3 separate regions of the Homo sapiens genome follow, and regions 2 and 3 are each linked to region 1. A link is a contact called in ENCODE Hi-C data. All regions are on one chromosome and are shown on one strand. Each heading gives the region's core, a stretch centred on a gene start or an enhancer-like site at or near the end of the contact. The rest is flanking DNA. Distances are from core to core; before and after follow the strand shown.

The links. Hi-C counts contacts between places; a loop is a spot of excess contacts on that map. Pooled maps may share reads with other maps.
Region 2: a loop to region 1 is called in a pooled map, with 22 times the contacts of the local background. The contact joins the promoter of MBNL3 here to the promoter of HTATSF1 in region 1. A Hi-C loop is called at or near these places in 2 of 37 single-sample maps with no recorded cell type and 7 of 50 pooled maps.
Region 3: a map of naive thymus-derived CD4-positive, alpha-beta T cell shows a loop between it and region 1 (8-fold over the local background). The contact joins the promoter of RAP2C-AS1 here to the promoter of HTATSF1 in region 1. A Hi-C loop is called at or near these places in 2 of 168 maps with a recorded cell type or tissue (both naive thymus-derived CD4-positive, alpha-beta T cell), 2 of 37 single-sample maps with no recorded cell type and 10 of 50 pooled maps.

The regions. Positions count from the first base shown.
Region 1 is chrX:136,496,292-136,499,718 of GRCh38, reverse strand. HTATSF1 (HIV-1 Tat specific factor 1) reads right to left here and starts at 2,127. Exons shown (of 9, transcript NM_014500.5): 1 at 1,849-2,127; 2 at 1-121. The coding sequence starts at 2,034. RefSeq lists a silencer at 2,117-2,786.
Region 2 is chrX:132,486,909-132,490,487 of GRCh38, reverse strand. MBNL3 (muscleblind like splicing regulator 3) reads left to right here and starts at 1,450. Exons shown (of 9, transcript NM_001386889.1): 1 at 1,450-1,637. RefSeq lists a silencer at 602-1,171.
Region 3 is chrX:132,216,575-132,220,433 of GRCh38, reverse strand. RAP2C-AS1 (RAP2C antisense RNA 1) reads right to left here and starts at 1,927. Exons shown (of 3, transcript NR_110410.1): 1 at 1,597-1,927. RAP2C (RAP2C, member of RAS oncogene family) reads left to right here and starts at 987. Exons shown (of 6, transcript NM_001271186.2): 1 at 987-1,064; 2 at 2,093-2,202; 3 at 2,422-2,518; 4 at 2,628-3,438. The coding sequence starts at 3,166. RefSeq lists enhancers at 616-665, 996-1,065 and silencers at 2,498-2,547, 2,558-2,997.

The DNA.
Region 1 (3,427 bases), core at 878-3,377:
CTTGTGGAGGTTCCTCTGCAGTCCTAGCATGGACATCTTCAACATTTGCGGTAGAACTAGATGCGCCATCGTTAGAGAAGCCATAATTGGCCTGATATGTAGCAATGAAATCTTCAGTAATCTACACAAGCAATTCAACAGACCCGGACAGAGAAATTCAAAATTATTTCCACTCATAAGAAGTTTAAATTGTGTTTTTACAGCATAGTTATACAACTTAACACAAAAGTGTTTCTGTGGATAATAGTTGTAGTTATTAAGGTATAAATGCAAGAATAGTCACCTTCTATAGAAAATTGTGCATACGGTGATAAAAAATAAGACACAAGTACTTAGATGATCAATGCAAAAGTCTGAGATACGATTTAAAGCATTTTAAGTGATGCTGGCACCTTTTCTAGTTGTTTCATTTATTAATTACTACCTCTCTACACTACTTGACTAAGGCTACAAATACATACAACAAAGGAAGAACCAGATAATAAAACAATAAAAACCAACAGTCAATGAATAATCTAACCACAGAATCCAATTTTCTCTTACTGTACAGATGCACCAATATACATGTACAATAAGTACTTAAATATCTGTATGCAGAGAGCACACAGAACAGAACTCTGATTTGGTATATAAAGAATGGGGTTAACAATTGTAAAACTAAATGCTCATTTTAACTTTATCACAAATTAAATGACGTTATATTTTAGTATCAGAACAAATTAAAGACAAATCCAACTCATATCTATCTTCCTCCCCTTTGGGGGAAAAGCGTTATTGCAAAACGAAAGAAATATAGTTATATCATCATACCAATCAATATTAGGCAGGCATGGAATGGGGAAAATGTAAAACCCAAAGTTTGAAGAGGTATGGGCTTCAACAACATAAAAGGATAAAGTCACACATTAATCCATTATCACACCTTTGTTAAAAGTATTCAGAATGCTGAAGAAACCAAATCTGCACTCAAACTAGCACTACCAACACAGAAGTGAAATCGTAAATTTTAACAATCTGGAGGGATTGGAATATATATACAAATACAGAATGGGAAAGAAAAGTTGCAAAAGAATTTTTACAATAGCAGTCCAGTCGCGCAGTGGAGACAGGTTTTGTATCATTGACTTGCAAGTCAATTTGTGTGCTATTAGTGTGCCCTTTCCTGCTCATGAGAGCCAGATTAAAAGGGCACTTTTACCACAAAGTTTACAGAATCAAGTTTAACATTAGTTATTTTACTTCGAAGCTGAAATAAAAATACTTAGCAATTTCCAAGTATTCCAAACAAACATACACAGATTTTCCATCTGTATTCTGTGTATCTCCAGTCTTATTCCTGTGGTTATATGGTTCAAACATATATGCCTAGGGACAAAATTTACTAGGAAAGTAAAGCAAGGTGCAAAGAAAGTTCAATTAGTAAAGCTATATAAACAGCTACTTTAAAAAAGAAATCAAGAAACTGCATTTTGCACATAGTACATAAGCTAAACATCTGAGTTCCTAGGACAAGTGGGGTTGGCTACCAGAAATGGACAGCTACTAAATTTGTTCTTGGTATTTTTCCTCTTTGCAATAAAAAGCAGTCATGTAATAATCAACTGTGACCTTCACAGACAAGATTAATAAAGCATAGAAAAGACTTAAAAATTACATTTAAGACACTACCCTAAAGATTTACGTTCTTTTACACATCGGTGCCCCAACAAACACAACAAAAAGAAGCGTCGCTATTCAAGGGGGCTAGGACCAAGGACCAAGGATCTCAGCAAAGCAAACGTAAAAGGAGTGCCCCGCGAGGCTGGCCAGGCGGCCCGCTCTGCAGTGGCGCCCGTGGCACTCTCCTACCTTGGGGAACCAAGCCTTTTTGTCCAGGTCCCACTCGTAGGGAGTGTCCGTCGGCTGCTGCCCGAGAGAATCGGGTTCTCCGCCGGCATCGGTCTGGGTGTCACCATCCTTGCCGTCTCCGTACAATTCTTGCATTCGCAACTGCTCATCAAACTCATCGTTCCCATCCAAGTTGGTGCCGCTCATGTTTCCTACCTAGCTCAGGAGCAGGGTTCAGAAGAACTAAGAGGCCGAAATGACGCTGGAGCTGAGCAGAGAAAGGGAGGTCAACCGCGCTCTGCTCGCGCCCCGCCGCCCCCCGGCCCGCCTCCCCGCTGCGCCCCAGCAGTCCCCGGGAAATCGCGGCCGCTCGGCGGCTGCACCGCCCCCCTCTCTGCCCGCCCACCGCGCGCGCGCGCTGATGCTGTGAGCTCGGCCGCGCCGCCGCCCACCTGGCTTGCTCCGCCGGGCCTCGGCACCGCCGCTAGGTCCAGGGCGCTGCGGGAGCGCGCAGGCGCGCTGCCGCCGCCGCCACCGCCGCCGCCGCCGACCGGATCTGAGGCGACTGCGGCTCCCTCGGCAACGTCAGGAAATTACTTCTAAACTAAGCCCTGCTCAGGCCGACGCAGCCGCCATTGTCGGCGCGTGGCGACGTCGCGGGTCGCGCCGACACGCCCACTATGGCGTCAAAAAGCGCCGACGCCGGCATGCGGCGCGAGGCCCGGGGAGGCGGGGCGCCGGGGTTGGGGGGACCCGCTGCTGCTGCGCGTCGACGCCCACCGGGGTCGGGTTTGGGGCGGGGCGAGGGCCACTGGGATCCCGCGGCGCCTCAAGGGCCTTGAGCTCCGCGGGGTCCCCGGCGGATCGGCCGGCCCGGGAGGGAAACGGAAGGAAGGCGTGGGAATATTCCCTCGCGGGGGTGGCCGGGCGGGTTTCGCGAGGGCGCCATCTTAGGGGAGTGGGTGGGGCGGACAGGACAAATTTCTCTGGCTTCGAGAAAACGACGCGCCTCCTTCGCCCAAAGGCCCCTCCCCCGCTCAGGAACCGCGTCTTTTACTTGTTTCTTTACGACACCCGGGGATAGACACCGGATCTTGTTCATCTTGGTAGCCTAAACTCCTGGCACCGGCTCTGGTGTCTAATGCGGAATGAGCGAATGAATGAACGAATGAGGGGTAGAAGGGCCAACTTTCTTTTTCTGGTGTCAGCCTTCTCCTTTATCGGTCTCATACCTTCCTCTGGCTGGAGTTCGACTCCGTGGGAAGGATGGAAAGGGCAGCAGTTGCCTGCCTCTTGTACTGCAGATTTCAGTGGCGCTCGAGCTTCGAACTTGAAACTTAAGCATAAATGTAAACATCCCAGTGTAAACACCAGCTTTATTGGCCGGGAAACTCCGCTTCTTTGTCATTCTTTTAGAAAGACACAGCATACTTTTTGTTCTAAACAGAACTTTGTTTTCAGGAATTACACTCATTGCTGAAAAGGAAAAGGTCCATATTTTTAAGTTGGGCAGGTATTTATTGAGCCCCTACTAAGTGCAGGGCACTGCGTGAGGCTCTGGCGACCCAGGAGTTGACAAGACAGGCACAGCTCAGGGGAG
Region 2 (3,579 bases), core at 201-2,700, 4.0 Mb after region 1:
TGTCTGAAATTCTTAGAGGGAAATAAACGATTGGGGCATTTATGAAAGATAAAACCCCCAAGAAGGCAGCTGGTGAGTATGAATGTATTTATTTAGCCTGTAGCGAGTGGACTTATTCATCGACTAAGATCAATTTTGAAAGGACCCATTTCGCCTCACCTGTCTGGGAAGTGTCTATGAGCGTCCCGCTGTGAACCACACTGCCTTTCTCACTGGCACTTCAGTTCCTGAAGAGCCAGAAACTTTGCACCCCTACCCCAACCCCGCCTCTGGGGATGTGTGCCTGCTTCGTTTGTTTTCGCTTTTGTAAAATCTGAGCGTTATGATTTGTCCCCCTTTCCCTTCCTAATGAAATGACAAAGGGTCTGTGCAGCGGGGGCTGGGCTGCTGGGTTTGGGGGCGAGGCGCCACACCCCCTGAGAATAAAGCCCGCGCTGCGCTCTCGGAGAACCAGGCACGAGTGAGCGAACCACACAAAGAATATATTTCGCGACGAAACAGCGCCCTACAGGAAGAAAGTGCCCGCACTCCGAGCGTGAGCCGCAGCGCGACTTTTTGGCGCTCTTTGGGAGCAGTGAGAGAGAGGCGGAGGCCAGAGAGTCCGGGGTGGGCGCGGGAGCCGGGGCGGCCCTTGGCCGCATTCCCGCCCGTCCCGCAGCGGCGCGCGGAGCCAGGTGAGGTTGGCGGCGGCGCCGCGCTACCTGGCCGGGCGGGGCGGGGCCGGGCGGCCGCGTGCGCCGCTTCCGAGTCCGGCGCTCCGGATGCCCGCCCGCGCTCCGCTGGCCCGCGGAGTTTCGCGGGAGTTTCCGTTTTGGCGCCTAAAGCCCCTCGCTGGCGCCGTTTCCCTCCGCGTGCCGCGTCTGTCCGGCGCGGGACGCACGGAGGCGCGGCCCCAGCCCGGGCTGCCTGGGGTCGGCGGGGCTGCGCGAGGGGACGTCTGGCGTCCGGCGGAGGGCACTGGCCCGGGAGGAGGGCACGCCTTTGGCAAAGGCCGGGCGGGGTTGGGACCGGGGTTGCTATGGTAGCTGCGAGCCCGGGCGGGAGCCCCACGCCCGGCCTCCGCGAGGGAGCTGGGGCGCTCCGAGGTGTGCTCCGAGTGGACTGAACCAAGAGCCTGGGAGGAGCGGGTAGGGCCGGCCCGTGGCCTTGTCCCCTCCTCCCACAGCCCGCCGGCCGGCCCCGGGAAGGGGCCTCGAGGAGCCCAGAAAAGAAAGTATTCTGGCCCCTGGAACCGAAAGGAGTCTTGCAAAAAGCACGAAGGGGTCAAGGGGGCCGAAGGGAGAGGGGGAACCGTCGCCTCCGTCCGAGAGTCAGCGTGCGCGTGTCTGTAGACTTGACATTTTATACCCCAGAGCGGCCGACTTGGAGCCGGGTTGCAAGTCCCAGCCCTGAAGTTCTGGAGGTGGGGCGGGCTTTAATTTGCTTATATCTAATGATTTCAGGAACCTCGCTTTAAAATGGCGGCATTCAGTATGCACCCCTGCTAAAGGCTCTCCCGGCACCGGGGCCACCTCGCGCAGCGCTGCTTTTGCTTCTGCCGCTAACAGATGGCATGTGCCGCTGTCGCTGCCGCTGCCCCTGCTGCTGCCGCTGAGAGCAGGGCCCCTTAGCCTCTGGGTTTGCGCTAGCAGCGTAAGGTAAGGCTGGAGATGAATTGGGATTTGTAAGAGAGGCTGCCTTCCTCGGACGCCGAGGAAATAATGCCTTTTAAACTTCATTTTACAAAATAGCAAATAGGAGGAAAAGTCATCCTGCAACTTTGTTGCGATTTTAGAGCTTTGATCATTTTCCTCCTCCTTTCCTCCTCCTCCTTTTTCTTCTTCCTTCTCTTCCTCCTCTTCTCTTCCTCCTCCCCTTCCTTCCTTCTTTCTTTTTTTCTACTTTCTTCTTTTTAATTTAAAGGAACTTCTTGCATGGCATATAATCAGCAAATGCTTTTTAACAACGAATTTCCCCATTTTCACGCGATATCGTGAGCAGTGCCACAGCTTCCTTGCAGAACCTTGTCTCTTCCTGCCCTGAGTCAACACGTTTGGGCAGCTCGCTTTTACTACTGGGGTTTGAAGGGCATGAGAGTAGATTTTAGGAGACTATTAAAAAGGGAACTTTAGTTTTTAACACTCACACAATAAGCTTTTATGGTAAGAAAACGAAATTAAACCCAGACGAGTAATGAAAGTTGACATTTAAGTGATTCTTTGTTGTGGTTTCATAATTAGGGTAATAGACCTACTGTGTGTTTTTCTGAGCACTCTTAGATAGCTAGCTAGCTAGCTAGCTAGCTAGATGATAGATAAAACAGATAAATTAATTGTGGCTCTAATTAAAGTAATATGTTTTAAAGGAGTTATTTTCTCCTAGATGTTCTTACATCGTTTGTAAATTGAGCTGGGATCCCCACAGCCTCTCCGTATTTGTGGGTAGACTTCATGGGAAAGAATCAATTAAAACAAAACTTGCAAGATTTAATTTTGAAGTGATTGGTACTTTTTTTATTAAGCGGACTCCCTGCTTTAGTGAATAAACGTTTGGGTGATTACTGATATAATGTTTGGAAAACAGATTGTTGGTATGTGGGAATGACTAAACATCCATGCTTGATACAATTTATCTGAATTTTGTTTTGTTTTGTTTCCCCCTCCAGTGAAAGGTAAATAGACAATGAGGCTTATCAGACACCTTGGATTTTTCCTGATTATATTTCCATCTTCTCCTTGGCCCATGAAAATCTAATCCTGAATGTTTAACTACTTTTTAAAATAATTTTTAACTTTTTTCTAATGTGCGATACTTTTGGGGGATGCTTTCATATTTACCAACACTTCTTCAAATATAGACTAAAATGGGCTTCTGCCCACAGCTCAGCTGATAATATTCTATCGCTGTTCACTCCTTCTCCCAAAGCAGTAGAAACTACTTGGTTGGCAGACGCTCTGCTACTAAATTTAGCAAGTGTGTGGAAAGGGAGAAAAATATTGTTTTGCCCTTATTAAAGCATGGTGCAGTTTTCTGCCCAGGTGCTGTAGTCTACCTAGAAACAAACAACCAAACTGTTTACAATGGAATTACTATACAACAAATTTTCAGCAGTTTTTCATATTATTCTTGAAAGAAGTATGTGGGGCAATTCATTGCTTCATGTCTAAAATGAGAGTTCCTGCAGGTAGAGCAATAAACACTTGCATTTTGGTAAAGGGAGGATGAGAAAAAGCAACTTCTCCCATTTTTAGTGATTATGGACTTAGATCCCAGTTCAGTACTGTTTGCTTCCGGATGTGCTACCTTGCTGCTAAAAGACTTCGGACCAAATGCATCCTTAAAAAAAAAGAAAAAAAGAAAGAAAGAAAAGTGAAAATACTAAACCTTGAGGCCAGAATAGACAAGCTAAACTGGTGTCAGAGAAATTAGGAAATTTTGCCAGTTAACATTCTGCTGCCTCATACAGTGATGAGATTGGAGACCTTATATGAAAACATAAGTGAAGGAGTTTGTAAAAAAAAAATGTTTTGAGAGATAATTGATATAGTGCTGGGCTAGAGGTGGTGACTGCATGTTTTGCTCTACTTCTAAGAGCTACTT
Region 3 (3,859 bases), core at 678-3,177, 4.3 Mb after region 1:
TTACAAAACCAAGATCAACAACTTTCTTTTGTTCCTCCTTTAAAAATATTATAAAGTTATATTTACTTCCTTTTTCCCAATTATTGTTTATAAATTAAAATATGGAGAAATAAAAGCCATTTCATAATAGTCCTCACCCATAATTACTTTGTTTCAGATTTGAATGGCTATGTAACTATTACACACCTGCGTTTTACATAAACAGTAGCAACTAGACATTTGTTCAGTATCTTGCTTTTTCAGCCCTACAATATATCTTGGCCATCTTTTTATATAAACACTTACAAATCTGCTTTTCTCTTTTAAAGTAGCTGCATAATATCCTATTCTGTGAATACAGATAGGTAGGTAGGTAGGTTGGTAGATAGATAGATAGATGATAGATAATAGATATAGAGAGCTATGAAACTTTTAAAAATCACCTACTGAAGGACATTTAAGCTTCTTCCAATTGTTTGATTTCCTAATCAATGCTGTAATGAATACCCTTCCTAAGAAAGTTTAGAAGGATCTTTAGACTGAGTGTAATATTTGTCCACTGTAGTTGACGAGAGTGACCCCACAGGACGCTGTACTGAGGGGAGGAGTATGTTTCACTGCGTGGAGAAACAAAGAACTCTCTCCTAAGCATGACCAACACATTCAGAGATATTAGAATTGCCAACAGGTGGGATGACCTGAAAAAGAACTCCTTGCTTTGACAGTTTAGTAATAGAGCAAAGACTTGCCACGATTGCTCAACACTGGCTGGATCAGAAGAGGAATTTCCAGACTCAGTTACAAGCACGGCTGGTGGAGGGCTGTGAATCCCACCAGACAGTCTGGAGACAGCTAGGCAGGGAGATGAGCAGCAGAGCTCCAAATCAGGCAACAGCACGTGTGAAAGGAGCAGTGACCTGTGGGGAAACTCATAACTCACAGACCAAACCCCTTCCAGCAGAGGGCAGTGCCTCTGATACGACACAGGGCCCAGGCCAGCTGGAGCCAGAGCTGGGGACTTCGCTGGAGAGATGGCACCGGCCTGAGGTCAAGGAGAAATTGAACTAAACTCTCCTTTGAAGACTGTAAGTGACATTGGGGAATACTCAGGGAGGGACAGTGGGACCTCACACTACTATGATTCGCCTGTGTTCTAATGTCCAACAATTTAGGCTGAGTAATAAATCTCTTTATAGAGTTTGGCCATTTAGGGCTTGTAAGTAAGGGAATTTGGAGTCATTTTTGCTAGGCTGGCCACTGAGTCTCGCAGGTTTCTGGGTACATGCTTGAATTGAAAAGAAAGTGACACACCTAAAATACAGCCTAGACTCCTGGCCCTGGGGCTCTGTGGATCCGACACAAAGTTTACAAATAGAAAGCTAGCAAAGGGAAAGATAGTCGGAAGTAACAATTTTATCTAAAAATAGAAACTTAGAATCTAACACCAGAGTTACTACTTGCTTTTGAATTTCAAAGACTACATAGGATGGCCTTTAAAACAAAACTTCAGCATGTAAGAGCCAGCCAAGCAAATTGTTATACATAATCAACGATTAAAATAAATTAGTCTTTAGGCCTAAACCGTTTCCAATCAAATCTTTCTTGAATATTGGTTACCTTTTCTGCCGTGTAGTGGTTGGAATCAAATGAGAACATAGCTGAGCAGAGTACCATAAAGTCTACTTCTAATGCTGCTGTTTTCGAGCCTTGTGATTTTTTTTTAAGTGACTTTAGTATTCGCTGGTAAAGTCAAGGCGGATCTACCAGACGGTAAAAGTTCTGTGTGTTTGTCAGGCACGGCTAAGTAAAACGCACTGCATCTGAAAGTCTAAGGGTAGTTTGCATGCATCTCTCAGCAAAATAGCAAGTGGAAGAAATACCAGCAAGGAGAATAAACTTTCTGGGCTGTTTGATTTCCCCTGCAACTTCTAGTCCAGGGATGTTTGGCGTTCTCCCGGTCGCTAGATTATTAGCCCGCAGGTTCCGCACCGGCCAGGGAGCCGCTCAAGTCCTAGGGCCGGGCGGCTGGAGGTTGCAGGTCGGAGGGGCTTCTACGGGTTTGGGGGTGGGACGGTCCGCGGCAGCCGCGGGCGGGTAAGGACTGACGTCGCAGGTTTCCAGAGGCCCGTTCCCGAAGCCGGAGTCCCGACCCGAAACCGTCCCCGGCCGGCTCGCTCGCTCAGCAGGGCGCGGCTCCAGCGCCACCCGGCTCGCCCCGAAGAGGTGGGACTTTCCCCACCGGAAGTGATCCCGTCCAGTCTCGGGGAACTGGGGCACCTCAGCCAGTGTGTCAGGGAAACCCTTCCGGGTGTGTGCTTGGTGGGGGTGGGGGTGGGGGTGGGGGTGGGGGTGGGGGGTGGGTGAGAAAAAAAAGAGGTGGGTTCGCCTGGAGTCCCTGCGGCCGCCGCGGAAGGCCCCCGCTTCTTTCCCCGCGGCGAGCAGCAGCGCTGGGGCAGCGGAGAGACAGAGGAGCCAGCGGGTGGCCATGGCCTTGGCGTGACAGAGCCTCCCCGGCGGCCGGGCGGGTGCGGACGGCGGGGTAAGCGGCAGTAGCTTGATCCGGGTGGGAGTTGGGGGAGGCGGCGGCCGGCGCCGCAGGTTCGGGGCGGGGGTCAGCCGGGTAATGTGCGTCCTTCTCCCCTTCACAGGCCGGACGACCCCCGCGGGAGCCGGGGCCCAGAAACCCGCCCGGGCAGCGGTAACTGGAACGGAGCCCTCAGGCCTGAGCCGGCTGGGCTGCGCGAGCAGGAAGCGGGGTCCCTGGGCCCCTTTGTGTGAAGGGCGGGGGAGGAGTGCCGGGCAGCCCCGGGCTGCGGGCTCCTCCGACGTCCGCCTCGCCGCAGGGTCCCCTCGCCGCAGCCCCCACCCTTTCCCTCCCGGGGGCACGCGCCTCCTCGCCACCCTCGCCGGGCTTTTCCCAGGCTCGCCCTCCTCCCCACGCCCCCTGCTCGGGCTGCAGTTCCTATAGGAAGGGCATTACCATCCCTTCCCCACCCTCCCCGACTCTACGCTCTTTCCCCTCCCCCTCCTGTAACTTCCTCTTCTTCCCCGGTTGGGCCCTCTGCTCCTCTGCACTCTCCTCCCCAGTTCGCAGATTTCCGCCCACCTTCCGCCTCGTCTAGCCGCGCCACAGCTAGCGGGGTGATCTTTCCCCCCCTCTGGTAGGAGTTGGTGAAGGTGAGACTCATGAGGGAATACAAGGTAGTGGTGTTAGGGAGTGGAGGGGTTGGCAAATCTGCCCTTACTGTGCAGTTTGTCACTGGGACTTTCATTGAGAAATATGACCCCACCATTGAAGATTTCTACCGCAAAGAGATCGAAGTGGACTCTTCCCCCTCCGTGCTGGAAATTCTGGACACCGCAGGAACTGAGCAGTTTGCCTCCATGAGAGATCTCTACATCAAAAACGGCCAAGGTTTCATCCTGGTTTATAGCCTGGTTAATCAACAGTCTTTTCAGGTAACCAAACCAAGTCTTGTAATTTGTTAGAAGGGGGTGTGGTAATCCGACATCGACTTCTGGGTTGCTTGAACCGTGCATTAATGACTGTGCTTTGCTTTTGAAAGTTAGACATGACGCATTTTTGAGGTTACTCCTGCCATGGAAGACTATCGGGTTGTTTCTATAGAGCGTAGTAAAAAGTAACAAGCGTCAACAAATATTTTAAAGCTATTTTTAAGTGAAAGAAAAGTGAAAAAGAAATGTCAGTCTGTGTATATTTCGCCTGGAATATAACCTTCTGAAGTTGCTTGCTCAATTCAACAAGTATTGATTAACTTACACGACAAAACATCTAACAAATAATCTCGGGTAAATAGAGCACTTTGAAAAAATTATTTGGAGCCGATTATCTGTTGCACAGATAAGTCCTCTGTGTCTG